4 separate regions of the Homo sapiens genome follow, and all the other regions are linked to region 1. A link is a contact called in ENCODE Hi-C data. All regions are on one chromosome and are shown on one strand. Each heading gives the region's core, a stretch centred on a gene start or an enhancer-like site at or near the end of the contact. The rest is flanking DNA. Distances are from core to core; before and after follow the strand shown.

Region 1 (3,145 bases), core at 507-3,006:
CAACATGACCCATGGTGATGGTGTTTTAGATAAAAATCTCATGGATTTGATTATTATAATTTAAAAATACTTGATCTAATGAAAATTATTTTAATACATTTCTGGTTGAAATAGAGTGTATTTGCAATAGAAATCTTTCAAATATATTTTGTAGGATTTATGAAGGTAGAATGTTCAGTGCTCCCTCTCCAGGTTTTATCATATTGGTGAACTGACCTCTCAGCTCACAACTGTGGTAATAGTTTTGAAGAACCAAATAAGATACTCTGATAGGATAGTCTATTTTTGATTTGTCTATTCCAAATACATTCACAAGAAACCTATCCATCACTAGTAAAATTTCATTACATCCCCAAATCTAATGAGATCTATGAAAAAAATACAATGAAATCAATTTTATTCTTTTAAATAGCCTATTTTAATACAATTCATAATATTAAGAGTGAATATGTAGCTTTTTGGCTTGATTCTTATTCTATGCTATTTTCTAATGATGCTTTTTTATTGTTATTCATGTTCTTAACAATGCTCTGTGTTCTTCAGAGGCAATTCCAAACACAACTTTAATTTTTGAAAGTGCTCAGACATTTGAAAGTCCTGTGTGTGTGCGTGTGTGTTATGTATGTATATATTTATAGTTTCAACAGAACCACTTGCTATTGTAAATGAGACTAAAAATGTACTTTGAACTAAAAATTTCCATACTTATATGTTTATATGATTTAGATTCTAGAGTTTTGTTATTGTTTGCTTTGTTTTGCCAGACTTTAAGCTACTCCTGATATATAGTACCTGGAAAAATATTTCCTTTCCACTAAGTTTTTGGTCTTTAGGTGGCTTTTAAAAGTTTCTACGGAACCTTCAATTCCACAAAAAGTTATCCTCACTGCAGCATGAAAAGGCACAACTTTGATAATAAATGCCTAAAATCCCATAGTTTGTAAGAAAGTAGAAATCAAGTTTCCTACTTAAAGTGTTTTTTTTCCAGTCATATCAGCTATTACTAAGAATTATAAAACTTCTTGATAAATTTTTTCTATTCTAATTAATTGACTTTTAGCTAATTAAAAAATATACGGGTTTGTATTTTTTGCAAAATTATACAACTATATTACAAAATTGAAAGAATTTGGTTTTTTCTCCATGTGCTTGATTTTTGGGAAATCATATAACAAGCCAAGGTAAAGCAATTATTTAAAAAACCCACAGCAGAAAATTTCACCTTTATTACATATGCTTATATTACATTTGCAGTAAGGAGTGCCACCTTTTGAACTTTAGGTTTCACATATTCTGAACTTTGTTGTAAATAGGAACTGTAATGTTATATAATCATCTTTTTGTGTCAATATACGTTTTCCCTCTAGTTGGTCAGAAGTGATGGCTTGGCATACAACTTTTTTCATTTTCTTTTATTCTTCACAATTCTTTTCTAATTCAACTTAAGAGTAGAGTCCACCAATCCTTTTAATTGAGATCGACAACTGAAGATTGCTAACTAAATCCGAATGTATTCCTCTATGACAAACTGCATTTGCAGAATTTTTAGAGGCACTCCCGAAGTTTTAAGAGGATGTTTATTACACGAGTCTGTAGGGCAACATTTCCAAGTTGGTACACATAAACGAAAGAGGAAACGATAGTTAAGGAAATCCTGTTCCAGGTTTTCGGGCAGCCCGAGTGATTGACACATGATATCACCGGAGGCGTGTCCTGGAGTGGAGGTGGAGGTGGAGGCAAGGAGCTGAAATTCTGCGTAGCCGGAGTGAGACCGCTCTGCAAACCACTGCGTGCTTTGCAGAGTGATTATCAGCACAGTTCCCTGCCCTGGATAAGGAACAGCTACAGTCGCTGTTAAATGTGCCTGAAAAGCAATTTGCAATCTTTGCATTAGGTAAGTACCGTTTCCTTCCGTAGACATTTTAGGAAAGATAAGGTGAGAAATGTTGACTTTTGCAAGGAACTGAACATTTATTTATTTGAACTTGCTTTCCAGCTAAGGTTACTGGTTGCATTTCAAAACACCGGTAGCATTCCCACTGCTAAAACTAATGCTCTTAAAGTAAATGCTACCGCTAAAAGAAAAAGCAGGGTCCCTTTCACCTTTCCTTAACCGAACAGTAGACGTTTAAAGTCTGAAACGATCGAATTTGTGAAACACAGAGCCGTTAATGCCTTTATGCGAAGAGGGGCTAGCACTCGGTGTGTGGACCAAATGCGTGTTTGTTTAGGCATTGTTGGCGACCGAATCCCGAGTGAAGCATTGGTTTAAAACCTGAATTTCCCGTCTCTGTGTATTGATTCCTAACGCGCAGAGGCGTTGCTTGAACGTTGTTTGAACTCCTAGGCATTCCAGGGGGCAAAAGCACCTCGGCAAAAACGTGCAGGACTGCATGTTACTTTGGTTCGCGGCTGACACGCCGACTGTGCGCCGGCCTGTCAATCACCGGGAGCAGCAACAGGGAGCACATGGCAACGGGCTGCGGGCGAGCTGGCCAGCGGCCCGCCCGGGGTCCCAGCCCTTCGAAGAAAGGGACATTCACGAGCTTCTATCTCTAATTCTCTGTCGCAGGCATTTCGGCCGTGGAACCCCAGGCTCGGAGGACTGGGTGTGAGCGCTGCCCGGGAGAGGCTGACCTGCCGGGACCGGAGTGCCCGGGGACGCTGTGCCCCCACTTGCCCAACGTGCGGAATCGGCTAAGCGCGTCGGCCTGCGCGGGGCACAAGGGACGACGCCCGCCTTTCTCTCTCCGAGAAGGATCCCCAAACCTCACTCTCTTCACTCCTCCCCGCTAAAAAAAAAAAAAAAAAGAAAAGGGTAAAAAAATCCCCCTCCCCCTCCCGGCCGCGGCAGCCTCTGCCTGGCAGGCGCGTGCTCCGAGGTTTCGCCGGGGTACTGCGCGGCTCCGTGACCCACCCGCCGACGGCGGTTCGGGCCCCGACCCGGGCGCTGCGGAGTCTCGAACGCCCGTGACGTGGATTTTTCGCTCGTCAGGAAGCCGCCATCCCTTCCTTCGTTCCTTGCGAGGAGCGACTAGAACCCGAGTTCTCTGAGCACACCGTGCCGTCAGCTGGCCCGTCACGCACTCGACTCCGCCACTCCCCTACTTGTTTTTCTGAGACTTGGGAAGCCTTCCTGAAAGGA
Region 2 (3,106 bases), core at 154-2,653, 620 kb after region 1:
TGCTTCACATGAGGCATTACATTATGAAAGACTACAGCAGCAATTTACTAAACAGTACATTAGAGACCTAAGTTCGTGCATCTCTCTAGTGACTAATTTGCTACTCCAAAATAAATGAAACTCCACCCGTACCAGGCAAATACTACATGTGTGGGGCCCTGAAATGACTTGTTTGATTCTGCTATCTACAGAGCTAGAGAATTATTCATTAATATGTATTTGTTAGCTTTGGTTAGAAATGTAAAAATAAAACTGAAAATTTTATTAACAACTGTGATAAGGTATTTTAGAATTTCTGTTTGAAATAAAGACTATTTCCCTAGCTATACATGATCTTTATTCCAATAGAATTTCTAGAAACTTTGTGTTTTTTTTTCTGGATTGGGTTGAAAAATGAGTTTATTTAAATGTTATATTATGAATTCACAAGTTTTATAAGCATATCAATTATATATAATGACCTTAGATATCAGGCAGAAAAACAACTCTATCCCCAGAACTGTAACACGCTTTCCTTCTCAGTAATGGGATTACTTTTCTTATCATTTTGTGGCACTTTCACAGTAACAACAAAGTAACAACACAGTAACAACAAAGATCTCATTTGAGTACATTAATAAGCAAAATCATTGGTCTGAATCATTATAGTTAGTTCACCTTTGAGATTTCTTAGTTCCCTTCCCTTCCTTTCCCTTCCCTTCCCTTCCCTTCCCTTCCCTTCCCTTCCCTCCCCTCCCCTCCCCTCCCCTCCCCTTCCCTTCCCTTCCCTTCCCTTCCCTCCCCTCCCCTCCCCTCCCCTCCCCTCCCCTCCCCTTCCCTTCCCTCCCCTCCCCTCCCCTCCCCTTCCCTTCCCTTCCCTTCCCTTCCCTCCCTTCCCCTCCCCTCCCCTCCACTCCCCTCCCCTCTCCTCTCTTCCCCTCCCCTTTCCTTCCCTTCTCTTCCTTCTTTACTTCCCTTACGTCTTTCCTTCCCTCTTTCGTTTCTTACCTCTTCCCTTCCCTTTCCTTTTTTTCCCTTCCCTCTTTCCTTTCCATTTCCTTCCCTGTTTTCTTCCTTTTTTTTTCTGTTTTCTTCCTGTGCATTTTTTCCTTCTTCCTCCCTCCCTCCTTTCCTTTCTTCCTCCTTCCCTTCCTCTTTCCCTTTCTTCCTTTATTCTTTCCCTATTTCTTCTTTTCCTTTCTTTCTGTTTTTTTCTTAAAGAAAAAGGTCCCAAGCCAAGCCGGATCTGCCATGATGCAGGTTCTGGCATTGGCATCCCCACTGCCCTCATTGTATTGCTTAGGGAAAGGCTGACATTCTTCCAGATCTGGATATGCCTGGGGTTCCAGTTACTGGAGGCTGGAGCTCCTGGGCCAAAGGGCATTCTGGAGTTTGGAACCAAATCAGCAGTTCACGGAATGGCCTGAGCCTGGTGGTGACCTCACAGTTTCAGAGAGAAACTGGGAGGAACTGTGCTGTCAACAACAGGAAGTTGATGAAAAATGAAAGAAGCCCTTGGGGAGTGAAATGAAGAGCAGATGGCTTTAATTGTTAGCCTTGCTGTGACAACTGACAAGAGAAATTCTGCTCTCTTGACATTTAAAAGATACCAGAAATACCAGTGACCACATTCCATAGCTTCTTGAAGGTTTCCATGTCAAGGAGTTCAAACTCCTCTCTATTTTCATTATTGAACAGTCCATAAAAACTGCAGGTGATAAGATCCCTGATGGGTTAGCACTCTAAGAGTTTGATAAGGCACTGAGTGCACGCAGTATAAGGGAGTGGGAAGTCACGGTGAAGGGAGGCGCTTATGCAGGGAAGTTCTGAGTGATTTATAATCTAGGCTGCTGCAAGGAAAACAAGCTCAGGTGGAAATCAAGAGCTGTCTCTATAAGCTCAGTGGATTTTCTTTTATTCCTGTGACTATAGAAATCCAGTTTATTGTCATATTGTGGAATAGTCCTTTGTTAAAAAAAAAGATTTCTATGAAACCTTTAAAGAAATGAAGTAAAAGAGAAATGAATGTTAACACAGAGATATGCTGCCTTATTTGCACAGTCAACTCATTTGTAAGAATTAGAATCCTGAACTATAGAAGGTGGCAAATGCAGATCCTGTGTATGGAGCATCTTAAGGAACCAGAAAAAAACACATACACGCTTCATGCTGAGAGGTGGATACTCTGTTATTACATCAATATGTAATTATTCGGTTGAATGTTTCTGATGCATTCTAAGTATTAACCAAATCTTTTTCTTCTCTGGTGATATAAAACAGAAACATTTCCCCATGACTGAAATCTTAATTAGGGCTACTAAATTAAGACTTAAATGTGAAAGATGAGTTTTGTTCTTTAGCCAGATCCTATGGCATCTCTATGACAATTACCACTACGTTTTCTAGTTTTTCATTGTGACTCTCATATAGAAATCTCCTAGCTCCCTCACCCCTGGGTGAGATAATGCTGAATATGTTCTGCACTGGCTCCCCACAGAGCTCCCCGGCAGGACTGACTGAGCTCCAGTTACCCACACTGATAACTTGCTTGAAAATTAATCCTTCATTGGCTTCCCTCTCTCCCACTACTCAATTCCCTATTACTCCAGTTGTATTTATTCATCTCACCTTTTGCTTGAAATGAAATCTTTGAGTTGGCTTCTGGAAGAACCTAACATAAAACCCCTTTCCTGATGTACACACCCATTCCATGCAGTGCTTTTATACTGTGTTCCTGCATGGAGTTCTCATCACACCCTATTTTAAGCATTTGTTTATTTGCTCTCATTTTTCATTACACTATGTACTTTTTGAAGTTAAGAAATGTGATTTAACTCTCCATATTTGGATCCAAACAATGGATGGCATCCAGATGGTGCTTATAAATGTTGTTGAAGGGGTGAACATTTTTCTGTCTCTGTTGTCCTTCTGACCCACTCAGTCACAGGTTTTGGCATTTCTTTCATTTCTCCTGCCCAAGCTTTCCTCTCCTCTCACCATTACCCTGGCTCAGGCCCTTACCATTTTGTGAATAAACTACTGTAATAGTTTCCTACTCGCCGTCCTAGACTCCAATCTCAGGTGTCTATTTACACCAGACTCCAAACCACAGGACAACTAACCCTCC
Region 3 (3,016 bases), core at 142-2,641, 570 kb before region 1:
CATTGATCTCCAGCCTGGGCAACAAGAGCAAAACTCTGTCTAAAAAAAATAAATAAATAATAAAAATAAAAACAGTATGCCTGGTTTTAAAGCTTCAAAGAATTTACTCATTCTCCTGTATGTAACATTCTAGAAATGCATCTGGAGTTAAAGCCTTCTTGGAGACTTAAGAACAAATGCACTTATGCATGGCCTTTTGAAACCTAATGTTTCTACAAGGAGGCACGTCCATACTTGCAACTCCTTCTAGAAGCTTCCCCAAATCTCCTGCCTCCCCACGCTGAGTTATCCGATGTCTGAAATGTCACAGCACTTAGTCTTACTCTTCTATGGCCTACTTTCTACTGCTATTTGTGTTACTCATGCTACCCATCTTATCTCCCTCAGTGTGTGAGACGCTGGCATCAGATTTGGCATCTCCCACACACTCAACATTATGTGTTGCACACAGTAGGTACTCAATACATGCAAGTTTTCTGAATAGATATTTTCCTAGTCATCTGTGGCACCTGCTATATCCTACTGAAAATTACCAAAATGCAATTAACTTCAATTTTACATTTGGGATTTACAGAAAATAACTCTCTCTCCAAGAAATGCATAACAATTTAGCTAGGGCAAATGCCAGGTCCGAGTTAAGACATTAATGCGCTTCGATCGCGATAAGGATTTATCCTTATCCCCATCCTCATCTTTCTGCGTCGTCTAATTCAAGATAGGTCAGTAAAGGAAACCTTTTCGTTTTAGCAACCCAATCTGCTCCCCTTCTCTGGCCTCTTTCTCTCCTTTTGTTGGTAGACGACTTCAGCCTCTGTCCTTTAATTTTAAAGTTTATGCCCCACTTGTACCCCTCGTCTTTTGGTGATTTAGAGATTTTCAAAGCCTGCTCTGACACAGACTCTTCCTTGGATTGCAACTTCTCTACTTTGGGGTGGAAACGGCTTCTCCGTTTTGAAACGCTAGCGGGGAAAAAATGGGGGAGAAAGTTGAGTTTAAACTTTTAAAAGTTGAGTCACGGCTGGTTGCGCAGCAAAAGCCCCGCAGTGTGGAGAAAGCCTAAACGTGGTTTGGGTGGTGCGGGGGTTGGGCGGGGGTGACTTTTGGGGGATAAGGGGCGGTGGAGCCCAGGGAATGCCAAAGCCCTGCCGCGGCCTCCGACGCGCGCCCCCCGCCCCTCGCCTCTCCCCCGCCCCCGACTGAGGCCGGGCTCCCCGCCGGACTGATGTCGCGCGCTTGCGTGTTGTGGCCGAACCGCCGAACTCAGAGGCCGGCCCCAGAAAACCCGAGCGAGTAGGGGGCGGCGCGCAGGAGGGAGGAGAACTGGGGGCGCGGGAGGCTGGTGGGTGTGGGGGGTGGAGATGTAGAAGATGTGACGCCGCGGCCCGGCGGGTGCCAGATTAGCGGACGCGGTGCCCGCGGTTGCAACGGGATCCCGGGCGCTGCAGCTTGGGAGGCGGCTCTCCCCAGGCGGCGTCCGCGGAGACACCCATCCGTGAACCCCAGGTCCCGGGCCGCCGGCTCGCCGCGCACCAGGGGCCGGCGGACAGAAGAGCGGCCGAGCGGCTCGAGGCTGGGGGACCGCGGGCGCGGCCGCGCGCTGCCGGGCGGGAGGCTGGGGGGCCGGGGCCGGGGCCGTGCCCCGGAGCGGGTCGGAGGCCGGGGCCGGGGCCGGGGGACGGCGGCTCCCCGCGCGGCTCCAGCGGCTCGGGGATCCCGGCCGGGCCCCGCAGGGACCATGGCAGCCGGGAGCATCACCACGCTGCCCGCCTTGCCCGAGGATGGCGGCAGCGGCGCCTTCCCGCCCGGCCACTTCAAGGACCCCAAGCGGCTGTACTGCAAAAACGGGGGCTTCTTCCTGCGCATCCACCCCGACGGCCGAGTTGACGGGGTCCGGGAGAAGAGCGACCCTCACAGTGAGTGCCGACCCGCTCTCTCCGCCTCATTTCCATTTCGTGGGTTCTCGCCCGCTCTCTCCCCTCCAGCCTGCACCCTCCTCCCGGATCTTCACTGCGACCCTAGCGCTCCGTGTGGTTTCTGGCCGCGCGGCCCTCGGCGGTTTCGGGTTCACCACTCACCCCCTCCTTTCCGGGCTGCGGCGTAGGCCCGGGTGTCCCCTGGGCTTTGGGGTGTGCCAATTTGCCCTGTAAACCAGTACCCCCGGCCCGGAGCCGCGGCGCGCCGGGGCCTCGCGGACTGGCTGTCTTCCCGCGGACAACCTGTCGCGTCGGGGATGCCCGCGGCCCCGCCATGCAGCTCTGGCCGCTTCTATCTGCTGCGTGCTGTCCCGGGGACAAAGACAGGAAGGACCGCAGCAGAACGAAACGGTCTTTACTGGAAAAACACCTTTCTAGAGTCCTGCCCTTAAATTCCGACTCGGGACGACCCGAGGCATATGGCACACTACTCTCACCCACTCTGTTTTATATTTTTCCGAATTGACGAAAGCTGAAAGAGCAAAAACAAAAACCAACCAGCCAACCAGCAAAAAATCCAGATGTTGTTAATAAAGTGCCATAGCTTTGTTTCAGTAGTGAAAAGAAGTGCAAACACTTTAATCTTCCACCTGCAGTGACTAGCTTTGAGACCTTGAGCCGACGCTTAACCCCAGAGCCGGTTTCCTCATCGCTCACGTGGGGCTAATATATTACTACCTTGCAGCAGGCTTGAGGATGAAATGAGAATTGCAGTTTTGCTTTCTGTAAGAAACAATGTTTGTGGTTCTAGAAAGAACACTGGCCTAAATAAGGAGTGCTTGGACTTTAGGGGATTCCCTAAGTCTGGAGTGGGGGCTGAAGATTTGCATTTCTAACATGTTCCCCGGGGATGCTGATCACATCACACTTTGAGAGCCACTGGTCTAGAGGAAAGAGAAAGAAAGGGGCATAAGATGAGCCGATTTACAACACTGATGGAATTTGAAGTGAGAGAAAGAGGACTAGAATATATTGTAACCTGTCCTCCTGTAAGTGTATGTAAACATGTGTTTTAAAAGCTGTGTGTTATGGCGTTCCTTCCT
Region 4 (3,103 bases), core at 68-2,567, 660 kb after region 1:
TGGCAATATGTTATGCATCAGTATAAAATGACTGCAGGTGCCTCTTCAACCTGTTTAATATGACAAGACTTGCTATAAACTTCTGAATTTTGAGAACAAATAAATACATTAACTTTTGAAAGGCAAAGCTTAAAAGCATTAAAGGAAAATAAAACCTATGATATCTTAAATAATTTGGGTTCCAAAAAATGACCAACAAATTGTTATGAGAAAAATACATGATAAATCAACTGAATGAATGAAAATGAATAGCAATGTTATATATTCATTTTAATGAAATGGAAAATAAAGGAAAATGCAACCATGTTTATCTTGGGTTTAAATCAGTATTCATTCACTGCTCTGTTTTAAAGTACTTTATGGTTATGGTTGTTTTACAAACCATGGCAGCTCAATCTCTATTTTATTTAGAAAAGCAAAAATATGTCAAAAATAAATAAAAGTTATACAAAACAAGCAATAATTTTTAGAGAAATAATGCAAACTTCAATTACTTCTAATATTATTTAACACTGAATATCAATAATCAGCTTCTCTAAAATAATTATGTCTTATATTGATCCTTTCCCAAACATATTTCTTCCTTTCACAGGATATTAAACATCTGATTGGGTCAATATAAAAAAATAACTTCTAACATTTACTTTAAGAATTTTTCAACTTAAGTTTAAGAATATAGCAGAATAAAGCTTAAAGAAAAGAAATGTTGAAGCAATCAAACACTTAGTAGTTTTAATTCCTGATTTCCAAAACTTATCAGAGGGAAAAATTAAAAATGGCCTATACATATTTTAGACTGTTATGTTCAATATAAAAATTCAGATGTAACAGACACCTTATTTGGAAATTTGGTAGATAGAATCTGTCAGGGTTGATCACAACTTGGAGAAGAGACCCAGAGACTGTTACATTGGGCTTGGGACTATGAGAATTTTATTTACTTAAAAAAAGTATGGAGAATTTAAATGCTCAAAATTTGCTATTTTAGGACACATGAAACTGAAGTAATGACTTTTATAGCTGCCTAACTACCTCTCATTTGTAGTTTTAAAATATTAAAATTAAGAATATTGGAAATAAATAAATGATACCCTAAAAATTTCTCTTCCAACTGTGTGAAAAATACAACAGTTTCATGTTACTATCACCTCTCCTATTTTTCTTGTCTTAACAAGACTTTGCTAGTTCCAAATTCTTAAGTGTTCTGAGTAGTCATGACATTATCATTCTGTATTTGTGATAGAATGACTAGCCTTAGATAGCTCATAGAAATTGTTATTCATTTCTTGCTTCATGATGTTCAGGGTACAATATGTACCAACACTTTTTTCTCTGTTTTCCTTCCTGCAGCTGATCTGATATTAAAGTGCTGGCTTTAATAAGTTTCCACTTCAGTCTAAAATAGATAATGTAAGAAACCAGAAAGCAGAGGCTGCCAAAGCTCACTGTTTCCTGAAACCAGATTGCTATTTTACTTCTTCCATTGTGAGAAAACACAGGCCTGCAGAACCTGCCCCACCTCTTCCTCAGAGTCAATTGCACCGTCTGTGATCCAGTCACTTCACTGAGGAAGTGCTCTATGTTGAGGGCTATCATCCAATTTCACTTCTTACTTTATTGTTTGCTTTTTTGTTTAAATTTCATTGCTTTCACATCTGGCTGGTGCAGCTTTTATGTGGTATTAAAAGTATGTGTCCAAATATGTGTCCCAGATGAACATCCTGTTTGCCTTTTGATTTAAATTTCTGTTTAGTAAACCTTTGTGGTTTGGATACAGTGAGGAGTATTTTCGGCAGAACTCCCTACCCACTTCCTCAAAAATAATGACTCCCCTGTCCATTCCTCCCTTCCTTACGTCCTCTGCTAAATTAATACTGTCTATCAGATGCATTCTTAGTGATATTCAAGAATATTACCTCCTCTCATGGTGATAAAAATCTATATCTAAAACATTACCGTTTCAGAAGCTCTTTCCACAAAAAGGCTATTTTACATGCTCTGTCATTAGCAGCAAATTGAAAATGTACCCATCAGGCCCTGGTAGAAAAATAACCAGTTTTTGAATTATGAGATATTTGCTTCATTCAGAGAAACATAAACAATGGCTTTTGAAAAAATAGGTTAGCAACTGTATTTTTTCTAGTCAAAATCAGAAAAGAAATATGGTTAAGGTATTTTAAAAATATTTCCTGCAAATTGGTCACAGAAATTCTATCACAGATGAATATATTTACTTGACATATTGCATAAAATTATTTTTTTAAATAACTGTGGTTTAAGCCAATTTTTTTGAAGCAAAATCTTTGGTTGTTCTTGGCATTTCTTAATTTGCTTACTTGGGGGTATTCTCCCCAAATCCACACATATAATTTTCATTGCCTCTAAAAGGGGTTATGAACACACATCTGAAGGAGAATTGACCACTTGTTTTTTGATGTTTTAAAGCCAACTAAAGCATAAACCTCTTGTTTCCTTTCTGATCCCAGGCTTTTTCAATAAGAACAATGCTTATGCAAGATTTCCTAGGGGGATTTTGTGGTTTGAGGTTTTAATAATCTAGGCTAAAATTCAAATAGGAACCACAGCTGCTTGGATAAGACTCTTAGACCTTTTCATTTGAACTGTAGTGAACTTACCAGAATTTTTAACTATTCTGAGCTCTATCTGATATACAAGCAGGGCATGTGGTAGCTGTATTTCCCACATAAGAATATCTGTATACTTGCAAATTGTATAAAATAATATAAAATAATATGCATGTTTCCTTTAATACTTGTTAACTTGTTTAAAACAGATTTGACTCTTTTAAACAGCGATGAATATTGGTGTTCTGATTCAGTAAGGGGAAGCTATGAAGAATACTTTAACAATTAGATCTTCAGGACTGTTAAAATAGAATCTCTTCATTTTCTGAAAAAAAAAATAAGCTATGTCTTTGCTATATTACTCTTTCATGATACTTTTTATAAAATTGATTTTGTATACAGATGCCCCTTTACTTGATGGGGTTAAGTCTCTATCTTTAAGCCAAAAATGCACTTAATACACCAAACCTACTGAGCATCATAACTTAGCCTAGCCTAGCTTAAATGAGCTCAGAAAA

What was found. A loop is a pair of places that touch in the nucleus more often than their neighbours do. Pooled maps may share reads with other maps.
Region 2: a map of gastrocnemius medialis shows a loop between it and region 1 (2.2-fold over the local background). The contact joins the enhancer-like site here to the promoter of SPRY1 in region 1. A Hi-C loop is called at or near these places in 4 of 168 maps with a recorded cell type or tissue (gastrocnemius medialis and heart left ventricle), 4 of 37 single-sample maps with no recorded cell type and 9 of 50 pooled maps.
Region 3: a loop to region 1 is called in a pooled map, with 19 times the contacts of the local background. The contact joins the promoter of FGF2 here to the promoter of SPRY1 in region 1. A Hi-C loop is called at or near these places in 17 of 37 single-sample maps with no recorded cell type and 12 of 50 pooled maps.
Region 4: a loop to region 1 is called in a pooled map, with 7 times the contacts of the local background. The contact joins the enhancer-like site here to the promoter of SPRY1 in region 1. A Hi-C loop is called at or near these places in 1 of 168 maps with a recorded cell type or tissue (PC-9) and 5 of 50 pooled maps.

What each region holds. Positions count from the first base shown.
Region 1 is chr4:123,395,039-123,398,183 of GRCh38, forward strand. SPRY1 (sprouty RTK signaling antagonist 1) reads left to right here and starts at 1,757. Exons shown (of 3, transcript NM_001258038.2): 1 at 1,757-1,894; 2 at 2,573-2,818.
Region 2 is chr4:124,017,493-124,020,598 of GRCh38, forward strand. No RefSeq gene overlaps it. Among named protein-coding and RNA genes, the nearest start is that of LINC01091, 370 kb to the left of the region's middle. Within about 2 kb of position 1,404, at least 14 of the 41 ENCODE cell types and tissues checked have a DNase peak (open chromatin) inside an H3K27ac peak, as active enhancers do; they include gastrocnemius medialis and heart left ventricle, where a contact is called at or near this core.
Region 3 is chr4:122,825,440-122,828,455 of GRCh38, forward strand. FGF2 (fibroblast growth factor 2) reads left to right here and starts at 1,392. Exons shown (of 3, transcript NM_001361665.2): 1 at 1,392-1,913. The coding sequence starts at 1,736. RefSeq lists promoters at 251-1,433, 602-1,569, cis regulatory regions at 626-696, 697-735, silencers at 1,235-1,714, 2,055-2,349 and enhancers at 1,935-2,014, 2,297-2,822, 2,695-2,834, 2,823-3,016, 2,875-2,924.
Region 4 is chr4:124,059,079-124,062,181 of GRCh38, forward strand. All of the region lies in intron 2 of LOC105377407 (a long non-coding RNA gene), which reads right to left. Among named protein-coding and RNA genes, the nearest start is that of LINC01091, 410 kb to the left of the region's middle. Within about 2 kb of position 1,318, at least 16 of the 41 ENCODE cell types and tissues checked have a DNase peak (open chromatin) inside an H3K27ac peak, as active enhancers do.